Linked DNA regions of Homo sapiens: all the other regions are linked to region 1. A link is an interaction called in ENCODE POLR2A ChIA-PET data of the cell type or tissue named here. Cell type or tissue: PC-9. All regions are shown on one strand. Each heading gives the region's core, and the rest is flanking DNA. Links, peaks and the distances in the headings are about the cores only.

Evidence for each region. ChIA-PET counts read pairs that join two places held together with the same protein. Peaks named below come from ENCODE experiments on the same cell type or tissue, not always from the same donor. Only the 100,000 strongest peaks of a DNase experiment are listed, where the experiment ranks them.
Region 2: POLR2A ChIA-PET joins it to region 1 with 8 read pairs; 2 of 35 experiments call an interaction of 5 or more read pairs at or near these places.
Region 3: POLR2A ChIA-PET joins it to region 1 with 5 read pairs; 5 of 35 experiments call an interaction of 5 or more read pairs at or near these places.

What each region holds. Positions count from the first base shown.
Region 1 is chr17:57,078,213-57,082,822 of GRCh38, reverse strand. It overlaps AKAP1-DT (AKAP1 divergent transcript), which reads left to right. Exons shown (of 3, transcript NR_186437.1): 2 at 3,413-3,536; 3 at 4,120-4,529. Among named protein-coding and RNA genes, the nearest start is that of AKAP1-DT, 4.5 kb to the left of the region's middle. RefSeq lists an enhancer at 3,034-3,772. In PC-9, for the core only: no CTCF peak of the experiment used is centred there; a DNase peak (open chromatin) is centred at 1,912.
Region 2 is chr17:56,815,018-56,819,627 of GRCh38, reverse strand. C17orf67 (chromosome 17 open reading frame 67) reads left to right here. Exons shown (of 8, transcript NM_001085430.4): 5 at 3,618-3,872. The coding sequence starts at 3,818. Among named protein-coding and RNA genes, the nearest start is that of C17orf67, 17 kb to the left of the region's middle. In PC-9, for the core only: no CTCF peak of the experiment used is centred there; no DNase peak of the experiment used is centred there.
Region 3 is chr17:58,010,917-58,015,526 of GRCh38, reverse strand. No RefSeq gene overlaps it. Among named protein-coding and RNA genes, the nearest start is that of SRSF1, 6.0 kb to the right of the region's middle. In PC-9, for the core only: no CTCF peak of the experiment used is centred there; no DNase peak of the experiment used is centred there.

The DNA of each region.
Region 1 (4,610 bases), core at 287-4,286:
GTGAAAGAGGATGCTGGACGTGGTTCAGGTAAGAAATGATGCTAGTTTGAGCTAAGGATTATGGCTCTGGGGATGAAGACACTGCTTTGGACTTAAGATATATTTTGAAAGAGGAGCAGACTTACTCATGTTGTTGGTGGTAAAGAAAAAGGAACAATGAATGCAATGAATGATGATTCTTCTGGCTTGAGTTACAATGTGAACTGGGGTGCAATTTCCTGAGAAGGAGAAATCTGAAGGCAGAGAAGTGTTGGTTTCATTTTTGACCCATTGTTTTTGTGACATCAAAGTATAAATAGTAATTAGGTTGGATATGCAAGTCTGGAGCTCAGAGGAGTGGTCTGAATGGGAAATACAAATATGGTTTGAAAATCATGTTTAAAAAGATATATTAAAGACAATGCTAGGCCGGGCACGGTGGCTCACACCTATAATCACAGCACTTTGGGAGGCTGAGGCCGGTGGATCACGAGGTCAGGAGTTCAAGACTAGCCTGGCCAACATGGTGAAATCCTGTCTCTACTAAAAATACAAAAGTTAGCCAGGCATGTTGTGCACCTGTAATCCCAGCTACTCGGGAGGCTGAGGCAGGAGAATCACTTGAACCTGGGGGTCAGAGGTTGCAGTGAGCTGAGATCGCATCACTGCACTCCAGCCTGGGTGACAGAGCAAGATTCCATCTCGGGGAAAAAAAAAAAAAAAAAGGAAAAAAAAAAAAGGCAATGCTTAGCAGTAGTGGAGGTAGGAATAGAAAGAAACTGAGAAAATGATGTCCAGGGATGTAAGCCCTGGAAGCATTGGTAGGAAAGAAAAACAGGAAGATGGAAGGAGTAAAACAGCGAGATGGGGCTATGAATATGGTTATGAGAAAGAAGGACAAAGACCGGCGGTGAATGAGAGAAATATGTCAGTCATACCCGATGCAAGGGGACATGGGCACAGCCTGCCAGAAAAAAGGAATGAGGGAAGAAAAGAGGAGTGTGTTAACTGGAATACTAGAGAAAGTGCAAGATACAAGTCAAAGGGGGAAAGGTGAGAAAATAGGATTGACTACAATCACCATTAGACCTCAACCCAGTACCTGTGGCTGAGGAAGTATCCACAAGGTCTGAACAGTTCCAAGGTCACCACGGTGGCCCTAATATAAGATTAGAAAGTAGAGGAATGAGAAGAGAGGTGAGGGTGGAAGGTGATCCTAAGAACTTGGCCATGAGGAAAATAAGATAAGGTTGTTAGGCTTCAGCTTTGTCAGCTCAAAAATGGGCAAGGTCTGCCTAAGGCAGGAATTTTAACCTAGGATGCATAGGAATTTAACCTGGGACATCAAGGTTGTCCACAACACCCTGAAATCATTTGCATGATCTTATAAATACGGCATTTTTTTCGGTACAGATTAGTTATGGATCATTTCTATCAGACTCTAATCCTGACCTTAACAACAACAACAACAAATTAGAATCTGGTGAATAGAGCAAAACATTTTATCCAGAAAGGAGTATGTCAGTCAGAATAAGAAGGTAAAAAATAAAAGTATTCGAAGGAGACCAAAAAAATAAAAATAAAAATAAAAATAGAAGAAGTAGTAAGTGTCTGTGAAAGGAAGAAGGTGTCCAATCTCATTTAATCAAGAAGCTGGGCTCTCTGAGAAGTCAAACCAGTCAGATCTGAACCCAATGCTATTATTCATTTAAATTCTATGACCCAAGCCCCTCACTCTGACTCTGTACCCACCCAGCAGCCTTCTGATCATTCTCACTAAGGAGAGAAGCCATGATCGGACTGATGAAAGGCACTGGTCCACCAATGACATTTTTATCATTATAAATTACATAACCTACCCTCTCTCATTTTCTGTATCTTGTACATCATGTGAATATTTTTAGTATGAGTCAGCTTTCAGTTCTGGGACTTGAACATGGTGAAGTTTCTGAACCTGTTTTAAAGCTAAGTGAGGGCTTGACACAGGACCATGGGAAAATCCATCAAGGTAAATGCCACCTTGTGAGTCTCTTTTTAAAAGGTAGTTAATTCTCATGCATGTAATCCCAGCACTTTGAGAGCCCAAGGCAGAAGGATCGCTTGAGCCCAGGAGTTCAAGACCAGCCTGGACAAAATGGCAAAACCCCATCTCTACAAAAATTTTAAAAATTAGCTAAACAGGCTGGTACTTGCCTTTAATCCTTGCTACTTGCAGAGCTGAGGTGGGAGGATTGCTTGAGCCCAGGAGGTTGAGGCTGTAATGAGCTATCATCACACCACTGCACTGTAGCCCAGGCAACAAAGTGAGACTCTGTCTCAAAAAAAGAAAAAACAAAAACAAAAAACAGTTAGCTAGTTAATGAGCCGGGTGCAGTGGCTCATACCTATATAATCCCAGAGCTTTGAGAGGCAAGGCAGGAAGATCTCTTGAGGCTAGGAGTTCAAGAGCAGCATGGGCAATGTAGCAAGACCGTATATCTACAAGAAAATTTTAGAAATTAGCTCGATACGTGGCCAGGTGCGGTGGTTCACACCTGTAATCCCAACACTTTGGGAGGCTGACGCAGGAGGAGTGCTTGAGCCTAGGAGTTCAATACCAGCCTAGGCAACATAAGAAGACCCTGTCTCTTACAAAAAATAAAAAACATTAGCTGGGCATGGTGGTGCTCACCTGTAGTCCCAGCTACTCAGGAGGCTGAGGCAGGAGGATCTGCCTGACTCCAGGAGGCTGAGGCTGCAGTGAACTGTGATTGTGCCACTGCATAGCAGCCTGGGCAACAGAGTGAGACCCTGTCTCAAAAAAATTTAAAAAAATTTGCTGGATGTGGTGGTGCACTCCTGTAGTCTTAACTACTCCAGAGACTGAGGTGGAGGGATGTCTTGAGCCCAGGAGTTCAAGGTTGCAGTGAGCTATGATCACACCACTGCACTCCAGCCTGGGCAACATAACAAGACTCTGTCTCAAAAAAAAAATTAGTCAGTTGGTTTTCTTCTCTTGGCAGTCCCTCCAATTTCAGGGGCACATGTTTGAGAAATGCCCTACTTTTCTATTGGAAGCATCTACAGAAAGAACTTTTTTAGTGCTAATAAATACGAACTGTCTCCTTTATATGTATACACTGAAGGAGCCCTCCCACACTCCGCCCCACTCCCAGTTCTCTTAAAATGGAGATGCATTTGGTTATGCCCCAGGACCATGTGTGCCTGCAGGGAAGAATAAATAACCCACTCCTAGAGAAGTCAATGGAAAGAGCTGGGGGAATAACAATACTAATGGCACTTAAGTAACTAAGGCTTAATGAGCACTTAATGCCCAGCACCATGCAGAGTCCTTTATCCTAATCCTCCATCAACCTCAAATACTAGATACTCTTGTTATCTGTATTTATTTCTGTATCACAGCAATCTGTATCACTGTATTTCTGTTCCACAGACCTTAGTCACACAAGAGCGATGGCAAGATTTTCACCCAAGCCATCTGACTTGGAACCCATGGATTAACCAACTGCCACTGGAGGCAAATCCAGAGACCAAGGGAGCAGTTTATACAGAAACAGGTCTGTTATGGGTGGAATTAGGTCCCTTCAAAAGAACGTTGAAACCCTAACCCCCAGTACCTCAGAACGTGACCTTATGTGGGAACAGGGTTATTGCAAATGTAATTAGTTAAGCTGAGGTCATCCTGGGATAGATTAGACCCCTACTCCAGTGTGACTGGCGTCTTTATAAGAAGACAACCAGGCCGGGCGCAGTGGCTCACACCTGTAATCCCAGCACTTTGGGAGGCCGAGGCGGGTGGATCACAAGGTTAGGAGATCAATACCATCCTGGCTAACACGGTGAAACCCTGTCTCTACTAAAAATACAAAAAACTAGTGCAGCATGGTGGCATGTGCCTGTGGTCCCAACTACTTGGAAGGCTGAGGTGGGAGGATCACCTGAGCATGAAAGGTTGAGGCTGCAGTGAGCTGTGATGGTGCCACCACACTCCAGCCTGGGCAAATTATGTTTTGGTCGGGCGCGGTGGCTCATGCCTGTAATCCCAATACTTTGGGAGGCCAAGGTGGGCAGATCGTGAGGTCAGGAGATCGAGACCATCCTGGCTAACATGGTGAAACCCTGTGTCTACTAAAAATACAGAAAAATTAGCCGGGCATGGTGGTGGGCGCCTGTAGTCCCAGCTACTCGGAAGGCTGAGGCAGGAGAATGGTGTGAACCCAGGAGGCGGAGGTTGCAGTCAGCCGAGATCGCGCCACTGTACTCCGGCCTGGGTGACAGAGCGAGACTCCATCTCAAAAAAAAAAAAAACAGAAGACAACCATGTGAAGGCAGGGAGACACAGAGACAGCACCATGTGACGACAGAAAATTGGATTAATATATCTATAAGCCAAAGAATGCCAGATCGCCAGCAAACCACCAGAAGTAAGGAAGAGGCAAAGAAGGATTCCCCTACAGGTTTCAGAGAGGGAGCATGGCCCTGCTGACACCTTGATTTGGACTTCTTCCCACTAGAACTGTGATACAATAAATTTCTGCTGTCTTAAGCCACTCAGTTTGCAGTATTTTGTTACAGAGGCCCTAGGAAATTAACACAGTGCCCTTCTTTCTTGAACCATGGACAGCAGTTGG
Region 2 (4,610 bases), core at 611-4,610, 260 kb after region 1:
TTGATGGCCCTGCCAGTATCACACCTGAACGGCCCTCCCCACCCGAGACTTGCAGCAGCCTCCCAGGGTGTGATACAGGCTCCGACTCTCTCCAGTCTCACCACCTCAGTCCACCAGAGGTTGCCTTATGCTTTAAAAAATTATAAAAATAATACAAGCTTGCTTAAAGCTTACCAGTGAAGGAGACAGATTTTTAAAAAGTAAATAAATGCAATACGTATAAATTATGGTGAGTGCTGTGAGATGGAGAGTGGTGGTGGTGGGGGCAGGGAACTTTTTATTAAGAAGGCTGGTAAGGGCAGGCTTTCCTGAGTAGGAGAAATTTCAAATTGAAACCTGAAGGATGAGATAGATCCAGTCATTAAAAGAGGGAGAAAAAGCACATGCAAAGGTCCTGAGGCGGGAGTGGGCTTGTTAAGCTGAAAGTGAGTGAGTGTGGCCAGATGGCAGTGAGCAGGAGGGGAGTGGTTGGAGTAAGGTTGGAAAGGGCAGTAGGCACAAAAAACACAGGGTCCTGTTGTGCTTGGTAGGGATTTTAATTTTATTCTGACTCTCATGGGAAGATGAGGAAAGATCTTATGCATGGAAGTGATGAGGTCTAACTGATACTTTCTATTTCATCCTTGCTGCTACCTGGAGAACAGATTGAAGTGAACAGGGAGGGAAACTAGAATCCCATTTGGGAGCCTGGTGCCAGAAGCTGGGTGAGGGAAACAATGGCCTAGACTTGGGTGGTGGCATTAGAGACGGAAGGATCTAGATCCATGTTGTCTAATATGGTAGCACTAGCCACATGTGGCTACCGAGCACTTGAAATGTATAAGTGTAAAATCTACACCAGATCTTGAAGGTTTAGTACAAAAAAAGGCATAAAATCTCTCATTGACAACTTGTTTATATTGATTATGTGTTAAAATAATAATATTTTGGATATTTCATCATGTTAAAATATAATATTAAAATATTTAACCTTTTTACTTAAAAAAAGTGGCTACTGAAAAAATTTAAATTACATATGTTGTTTGCATCTGTGGCTTTATGTTTTTATCGGACAGTGCTGATATAGACAAAAGTTGCAAAATTTAAAAAAATATTTTTTTTTGGAGACAGGGTCTTGTTCTGTTGTCCAGACTTGAGTGTAGTGGCATAATCATTGCTCACTGCAGGCTTGAACTCCCGGGCTCAAGTGATCCTCTGACCTTGGAATCCCAAAGTGTTAAGATTATAGGTGTGAGCTACTATGTCTGGCCAAAAAATACTTCTATTGTAAATTTACATTGGACACATTAGAAATTTATAGCTAAGTATAGATTTTGTTTCTGGCCCACAGAAGATATTTATTTGATATGATAAAACAAAATAGTGTTCTATCCAACCACAAAGAGTAAAAGGAGTGAAAAATTTGAATATACACATACAAAACTCAAGCTGTTTAACGTGACAATTTTTCTTTTTTCTTTTTTTTTTTTTTAAATAATGCTACTAGCTGCACGTGTTGGCTCACATCTGTAATTCAAGCATTTTTGGAGGCCAAGGTAGGAGAATTGCTTGAGCTCAAGAGTTTGAGACCAGCCTGGGCAATATGGCAAAACCCATTTCTACAAAAATATACAAAAATTAGCTGGGCATGGTGGCACATGCGTGTAGTCCCAGCTACTAGTGAGGCTGAGGTAGGAAGATCACTTAAGCCTGGGAGGTTGAGGCTGTACTGAGCCAAGTTCGTGCACTCCAGCCTAGGTGACAGAGGGAGACCATGTTTCAAAAAAAAAAATGCTCTAAAATTCCTTAGTTATTGAAAATTATGTGAAAACAGAAGGATGTTAATAGCAGCAGAGTGCATGAAATCAAATATTGAATTTTGAGCAAATGGGCCAGGTGCAGTAATTCTTTCTTGCCTGTAATTCCAGCACTTTGGGAGGCTGAAGCAGGAGGATCACTTGAGCCTGCGAGTTTGAGACCAGCCTGGCTAACATAGTGAGCCCCTATCTCTGCAAGGAAGAAAAAAAATCAGCTGGGCATGGAGATGCACACTTGTAGTCCCAGATACTCAGGAGGCTGAGATGGGAGATCATGAGCTCAGGAGGTTGAGGCTGTAGTGGGCTGTGATTGCACCACTGCACTTCTGCCTGGGCAACAGAATGAGACCCTGTCTCAAAAAAAAAATTTACTTATATATATATATATTTGAGCAAATGAACATGTGAGACAACTTTGCTAACATTGCATGATCTTTTTTTTCTTGTTTACAATCTGCTCAAAATATCTTTATGTTGACTGTGTGGGCAGCACATTCAGGTTTAATATCAGTTACACATTAGCATAAATTTGGAGAAATACACATAGGGTATTGTTTTCTTTTGAGCTGGCAAAGTGACCACAGAAACATCAGATCATCTCTCTGAATACAGAATTTTATCCAAATAAATGTCACATGCTTTCCAGACATATTTTAATCATGTATTGAATTTCTTAGGCTGAGAGCAGTGTCTCATGCCTGTAATCCCAGCACTTTGGGAGGCTGAGGCAGGAGGATCACTTGAGCCCAGGAGTTTGAAACCAACCTGGTCAAAATAGTGAGACCCTGTCTCTACAAAATAAAAAAATAAAAAAGTTAATTGAGTGTTGTGGTGCGTGCCTGTAGTCCCAGCTACTCGGGAGGCTGAGGTGGAAGGATCGCTTGAGTCTGGGAGTTAGAGGCTGCAGTGAGCCTCTGCACACCAGCCTGAAGTGAGACCCAGAGTGAGACCCCCATCTCAAAACCAAACCAAACCAAACCAAGCCAAACCAAACCAAAACAAAACAAGAAACTTTCTTCATGTGATATTTATAGATGATTTGAATTTGAAATGACTTCAGCTTCTTAAACTTTTGTTGTCCTTATAAAAATACCCTTGAATCTGGAGCATGGCTGGTTCCAGTCTTATGACAGCATGTTGCGTGAGGCCCTGTAAAAGATGAGGAGTTGTCCCTGAGGTTATGGGGCTTACTGGGAAGAGCACATGATCTAGGTTTGAAGACAGAAGACGTAGGCTCTACCTTGGCATCCATAATGTGTGAACTTGAACTTGATTTCACATCTTTGAATCTCACTTTTCTTACTGTAAGATGGAAGTGGACGATGAATAGTACTAGCTGCCATGAAGGTCATAGCTTTCCCCTCATCCTTTATTGCACCCCACAAGGTAGGTGCTCTTATCTCCTTTTGACAGGGGAGGAAACTGAAGTTCAGAAAGGGTAAGTCACTTACCTAAGGCTACATTGCTAGAAAAAATTGAAGCTAGGATTTGAACTCTGTTTTTCTGTCTCTAAAGTCAGCTGAAAATTGTTTTTCCCCACTCATCATGCCCCTTGCTAATTTCCCTGCCTACCTCTGAGATTATTGGGAAGATCAAATTAGACTGGTGAATGGGCTTTAGAAAAATGTCCTAAAAGATACAAATGTGTAATAGATCATGAATTCTCAATGAAACAGGAGCATAAATGGAAGCTCCAGAGAAACACTCACAAACATCTGTCTGGTGCTTATCTGTCTGTTTAAATGAAGTGAATATCACATGTTGCTTTTTCAGATTCAAGCTCTGAAAGTCATATTACAGAGGAACAATTTCCTTCCTCAGGATGAAAATTTACAGGAATTCGGAGGAAAATATTTCAGTGGTCATTACTAAAACGCTCAGAGTCAGATACATTCAGCATCATACCGTAAGTCCCGTTAGTCAAAGCATAAACAAGCGCAGGGCCTGGCATGGCTTCCTTCAAGTTGGCTGACTCAGTCTGGGAGGATTCACTCAGCAAGAGGCAGAGGAACCAAGGCAGGATGAAGACATTGCCTGTGCTCGTGCTGTCTCTTACCTTACTGACTGTCTTCTCAGGTGGGCACTGACTCCAAAAACAGCCTATTTCTATGCTGACATGATAAATAATAGTCTATTTGATATTTAATTTTTTAATTTTAAATAATATATAGTGTATATAGATATTTCAATGCTCTTTCTTTTCTTATTTTTCCATAAGAGTAGGCTTCCAGAATTTTTATCATTAAAGATGTTATATATTTTTTAAAAATCTTTAAATGTATTTGAGCACTAATTCTCAAAAATGCTGATAAATCTTCAGCTTCTAATAGCTTATTTTAGAGTTTATATGAGATCACCAAAATTTGATATATTTTTATGATGATAATATCTTTTAGAATTTGCAAGTAATTATCAAAGCACTTTTATACTATCTTCTTTGAGGGGTTGTGATGATCAAGTTTAACATAATCTTATTATCACTGGGCATCTTCCAGTAATGACTTTAAACTTGATTTAGTGTAGTGAGGATTAAAAAAAACTTCCATGAAAGCAAACCTAAGACACACAGACCAGTGAACTGAAGATTCATTAAATTAATACCCACTTTCAAAGAGATGGACCATTGCAATCAGTAAATATGTTTAGGTTGTGCAGCTTTTGCTCTGAGTAATCATGTTAGAAACAATTCAAAATTCCTTCCTGAGCCCTCTGGAATGCTGCATCCTTTGGGACAGGTCCCCGGGAAAGAACTTTCATGTTTTAACCAAAATTGAACTTGCAAATCTTTTGCCTTGGACTGTTGAGATGGCTCAT
Region 3 (4,610 bases), core at 465-4,464, 930 kb before region 1:
GCACTTTGGGAGGCCGAGGGGGGTGGATCACGAGGTCAGGAGATTGAGACCATCCTGGCTAACACAGTGAAACCCCGTCTCTACTAAAAATACAAAAAATTAGCCGGGCGTGGTGGCAGGCGCCTGTAGTCCCAGCTACTCGGGAGGTTGAGGCAGGAGAATGGCGTGAACCCGGGAGGCGGAGCTTGCGGTGAGCCAAGATCACGCCACTGCACTCCAGCCTGGGCGACAGAGCGAGACTCCGTCTCAAAAAAAAAAAAAAAAGTGTCTCGTGATTTCAGCTCTTACAGCAGTTAACTCTTTGAATTTCTTTCTTCTCCTACCCCCCAAGTAATCATTTCCAGGGTAAAGTATGGTGCTGACACTAATATGAGGGAACTTCAGGAAGTTTATGGAAAAAATGGAATTAAAAAATAAAAATAAAAACTTTATTTCTCCATATAAGCTCCATCAAGCTCAAGACACTTTCATAAGTAATGATACCAGCCATTTAGTCCATCCCTAAAGAACTTCAGGTCCTGGGAATTTAACCATGTCAATGTACTCTTTTTCACTTTTTAAATTTTTTAAAATTTATTTTGTTTATTTTTTTTAGATGGAGTCTCACTCTGTCGCCCAGGTTGGAGTGTAGTGGTGCAATCTCAGCTCACTGCAACCTCTGCCTCCCGGATTCAAGTGATTCTCCTGTCTCAGCCCCCACGAGTAGCTGATTCCAGGCGCACGCCACCATACCTGGCTAATTTTTCGTATTTTTAGTAGAGACGGGGTTTCACCATGTTGGCCAGGCTGGTCTTGAACTCCTGACCTCAGGTGATCTGCCCACCTTGGCCTCCCAAAGTGCTGGGATTCCAGGCATGAGCCACCGTGCCCAGCCCTTTTTCACATTATTATTAAAAAAAAAAAGGGGTGCCATTTAAACATTTTTAAAGATTAAGAAACAAAAAGATGTCAGAAGGAGTCAAATAAAGACTGCCAGGTGGATGCCTAATGATTTCCCATTAAACCTCTTGCAAAATTGCCCTTGCTTGAGAGGAATGAGCAGGAGCATTGTCATGGTGGGGAACTCTCCAGTGAAGCTTTCCTGGGCAGTTTTTTTTTTTTTTTTTTTTTGCTAAAGTTTTGGCTTTCTCATAATAAGCATATCTGCTTATTCTCATAATAAGCACAAATTATCATTCTTTGGCCCTCCAGAAAGTCAACAAGCAAAATGCCTTGAGCAGCCAAAAAAAACTGGTGCCATGATCTTTGCTCTGGGACTGATCCATTTTTGCTTTGACTGGACCACTTCCACCTCCTAGTATCCATTGTTTTGATTATACTTTGCCTTCAGGATTGTACTGGTAAAACCATGTTTCATGTCCTGTTACAATTCTTCAAAAAAATGCTTCAGGATCTTGATCGCACTTGTTTAAAATCTCCATGGAAAGCTCTGCTCTTGTGTGCAGCTGATCTGGGTGTGCAGTTTTAGTAACCTTTGAGTGGAAAATTTGCTCAGCTTAAATTTTTCAGTTAGAATTGTGTGAGCCAAACCAATTGAGATGTCTATGGTATTGGCTTTGGTTTCTGCTATTAATTGTTGGTCGTCTTTTATGAGAGCATGTGAGAAACAAACTTACCCATCCAAACCCAAAGAATTGTCTCAGAGACCCAGAGAACAGCAAAAGTGAGACTTTTAATGACAGTCTTGCAAGATTGGGTGTCTGATAGACAGGCACACCCAGCACAGTTTTTTTTAAATTAAATTTTATTTTTTTGAGATGGAGTTTTGCTCTTGTCACCCAGGCTGGGGTGCAGTGGCACGATCTTGGCTGACTGCAACCTCCGTCTCCCAGGTTCAAGTGATTTTCCTGCCTCAGCCTCCCAAGTAGCTGGGATTATAGGCACCTGCCACCATGCCCAGATAATTTTTGTATTTTTAGTAGAGATGGAGTTTTGCCATGTTGGCTAGGCTGGTCTCAAACTCCTGACATATGGTGATCCACCCGCCTCAGCCTTCCAAGGTGCTGGGATTACAGGTGTGAGCCACCACACCAGGCCCCAGCATAGTTGTTTTTTTTGAGACGGAGTCTTGTTCTGTCAACCAGGCTGGAGTGCAGTGGCGCAATCTCAGCTCACTGCAACCTCCACCTCCCAGGTTCAAGTGATTCTCCTGCCTCAGCCTCCCGAGCAGCTGGGACTACAGGTGCATGCCACCATGCCCAGCTAATTTTTGTATTTTTAGTAGAGACGGGGTTTCACCACGTTGGCCAGGATGGTCTCTTGACCTCATGATCTGCCTGCCTCAGCCTCCCAAAGTGCTGGGATTACAGGCGTGAGCCACCACACCTGGCCCCCAGCACAGTTTTTTAACAAGCAATTTATCCCCTAGTGTGCAGGTCCCTCCCCTGGTTTCTCACAGGCTGCGTACTATGGGGTCACAATCTTCCCAGACATTGACTATTAATTGTCGGGTAGGGGCTTTAGGGTTTTCTTAGGGTTGTCTTGCTGCATTTTATTGCAGCCCACAATGCATTGCAATCCTAGTTAGGTCAGGGGCAATTCAAGTATTTAACTTATGACCTAAGTAGCTGGGCAGGCTGATAAGAGAAGACAAAATGAGCTATTTTGCAGACTAGTAAACTTTCATCTTATACTAAACTTTTTTGGTTTGGGTGAAGGCAACTAAGGGGGGAAAGAGAAGTGCGGGGGAAGAGGGAGGCTGACAAGCAGGCATCAGCTGTCCAAGTAGGGGTCTAGTATGTTCTGTTTCTTCTGTAGTTTGCTGACCTAAGCCCATGTAAGGCATTTTGTCTTGAAAACGGACCACTGTATTTATTATTGCCTTCAAGCATGACAAGATTAATTTTTTCCTTGCAAATTGATGTGGGTAGTCTGCCACTGCAGGCTTCCTCTTCAACAGTGTCTCATCCCTTTTTTTTTTTTTTTTGAGACGGAGTTTTGCTCTTGTTGCCCAGGCTGGAGTGCAATGGCGCGGTCTCAGCTCACCGCAACCTCCACCTCCCAGGTTCAAGTGATTCTCCTGCCTCACCCTCCCTAGTAGCTGGGATTACAGGCATGTGCCACCACGCCTGGCTAATTTTGTATTTTTAGTAGAGACGGGGTTTCTCCATGTTGGTCAGGCTGGTCTTGAACTCCCGACCTCAGGTGATCCGCCTGCCTCGGCCTCCCAAAGTGCTGGGATTACAGGCGTGAGCCACCGCGCCCAGCATCCCTTCTTAAAGTGAACTCTCCAATTATAAAATACTGATTTCTTTGAGGCATTGTGCCCATAAACTTTTGGTAAAGAATTAATGATTTCACCATTTTTTCACCCAAGGTTCATCATAAATTTGATGTTTGTCCTTGCTTCAATTTTAACAGAATACATGTTGCTCTGATAGGGGCTCTTTTCAAACATATGTCTTATTCTTTTTAGTACCTCAAACTAGATCCTGTTCATACATGTTATAACAAGTTAGTATGAGTTTATTTTGGTGTAAAAAAATTTTGAAATCCATGCATGATTTGTTCATAATACACATTTTCCATGAACTTTTAAAAGTCTCCTCCTGAGATTATTGGATTGAATCAAAAGTATTTAAAAAGTTTCTCTTGGAGGAAGGAACTTTTAATAAACAGTAATAGTGTTAAAAATTAGGTTGCTTCCGACAATGAAGTTGGTAAAGTCCATGCTTACTAAATCAGCTGGTTGTGGCAGCAATTAATAAAAATGCCAGTGAATGTATAACTAAGGAGTTTAGAAAACCCTCAAACTCCAATTAAGATGAGAATGTAATCTTAGGAGGCAAAACTGGAAGTGGTTGTAATTTGCTCAGCACAAAAGGAATCAACCATCTAGTATATTGTTTAGAGAACTGTGTGAAGATTAGCCTGTAGAAAGATAATTGCCAGTCTCTACCCAGCACTGCCCAGGAACAGAGACACAGAATCCAGGTGCTGTGAATTTTCCTGTCTTGGAGAGAAATACTTTGCTGTGGGGGCAGGGATCGTTTATCAGGTCTCAGGATCTGAATGAAATATCCCTCAAAATGATTCACCTTGTTTTGTTCTTATTTCCAAATAAATTGTTTACTTGCTTTTTTGATGTTTTACTCTTGTGGACTGAAATATGTTAACTCTGGATAACTGGTAACATCCTTAATTGTAATCATCACAAAGCTAACGCCATCCTGCAAGACCTGATAAAACAGCCGTCAAGACTTTTCCTGCCATATACTGACCTCATCATCAACTCCAGAACAGTTGGTTACATTCAAATACAAAAAAAGATGCCAACAGAAATAAGAATGTCCTATTCACTCTCAATTAAGTTTTACTTTGTACTGTGCTGAACTGAACAAAATCAGAAATTACTGCATTAAATTAGACAAGAATAAATCAAAGCAAATTCAGGTTGGGTGTGGTGGCTCATGCCTGTAATCCCAGCAGTTTGGGAAGCCAAGGTGGGCAGATCACTTGAGGTCAGGAGTTCAAGACCAGCCTAGCCAACATGATGAAACCCCATCTCTACTAAAAATATAAAAATTAGCCAGGCGTGGTGGCATATGCCTGTAGTCCCAGCTACTCAGGAGGCTGAGGCACGAGAATCACTTGAACCTGGGTGGAGGATA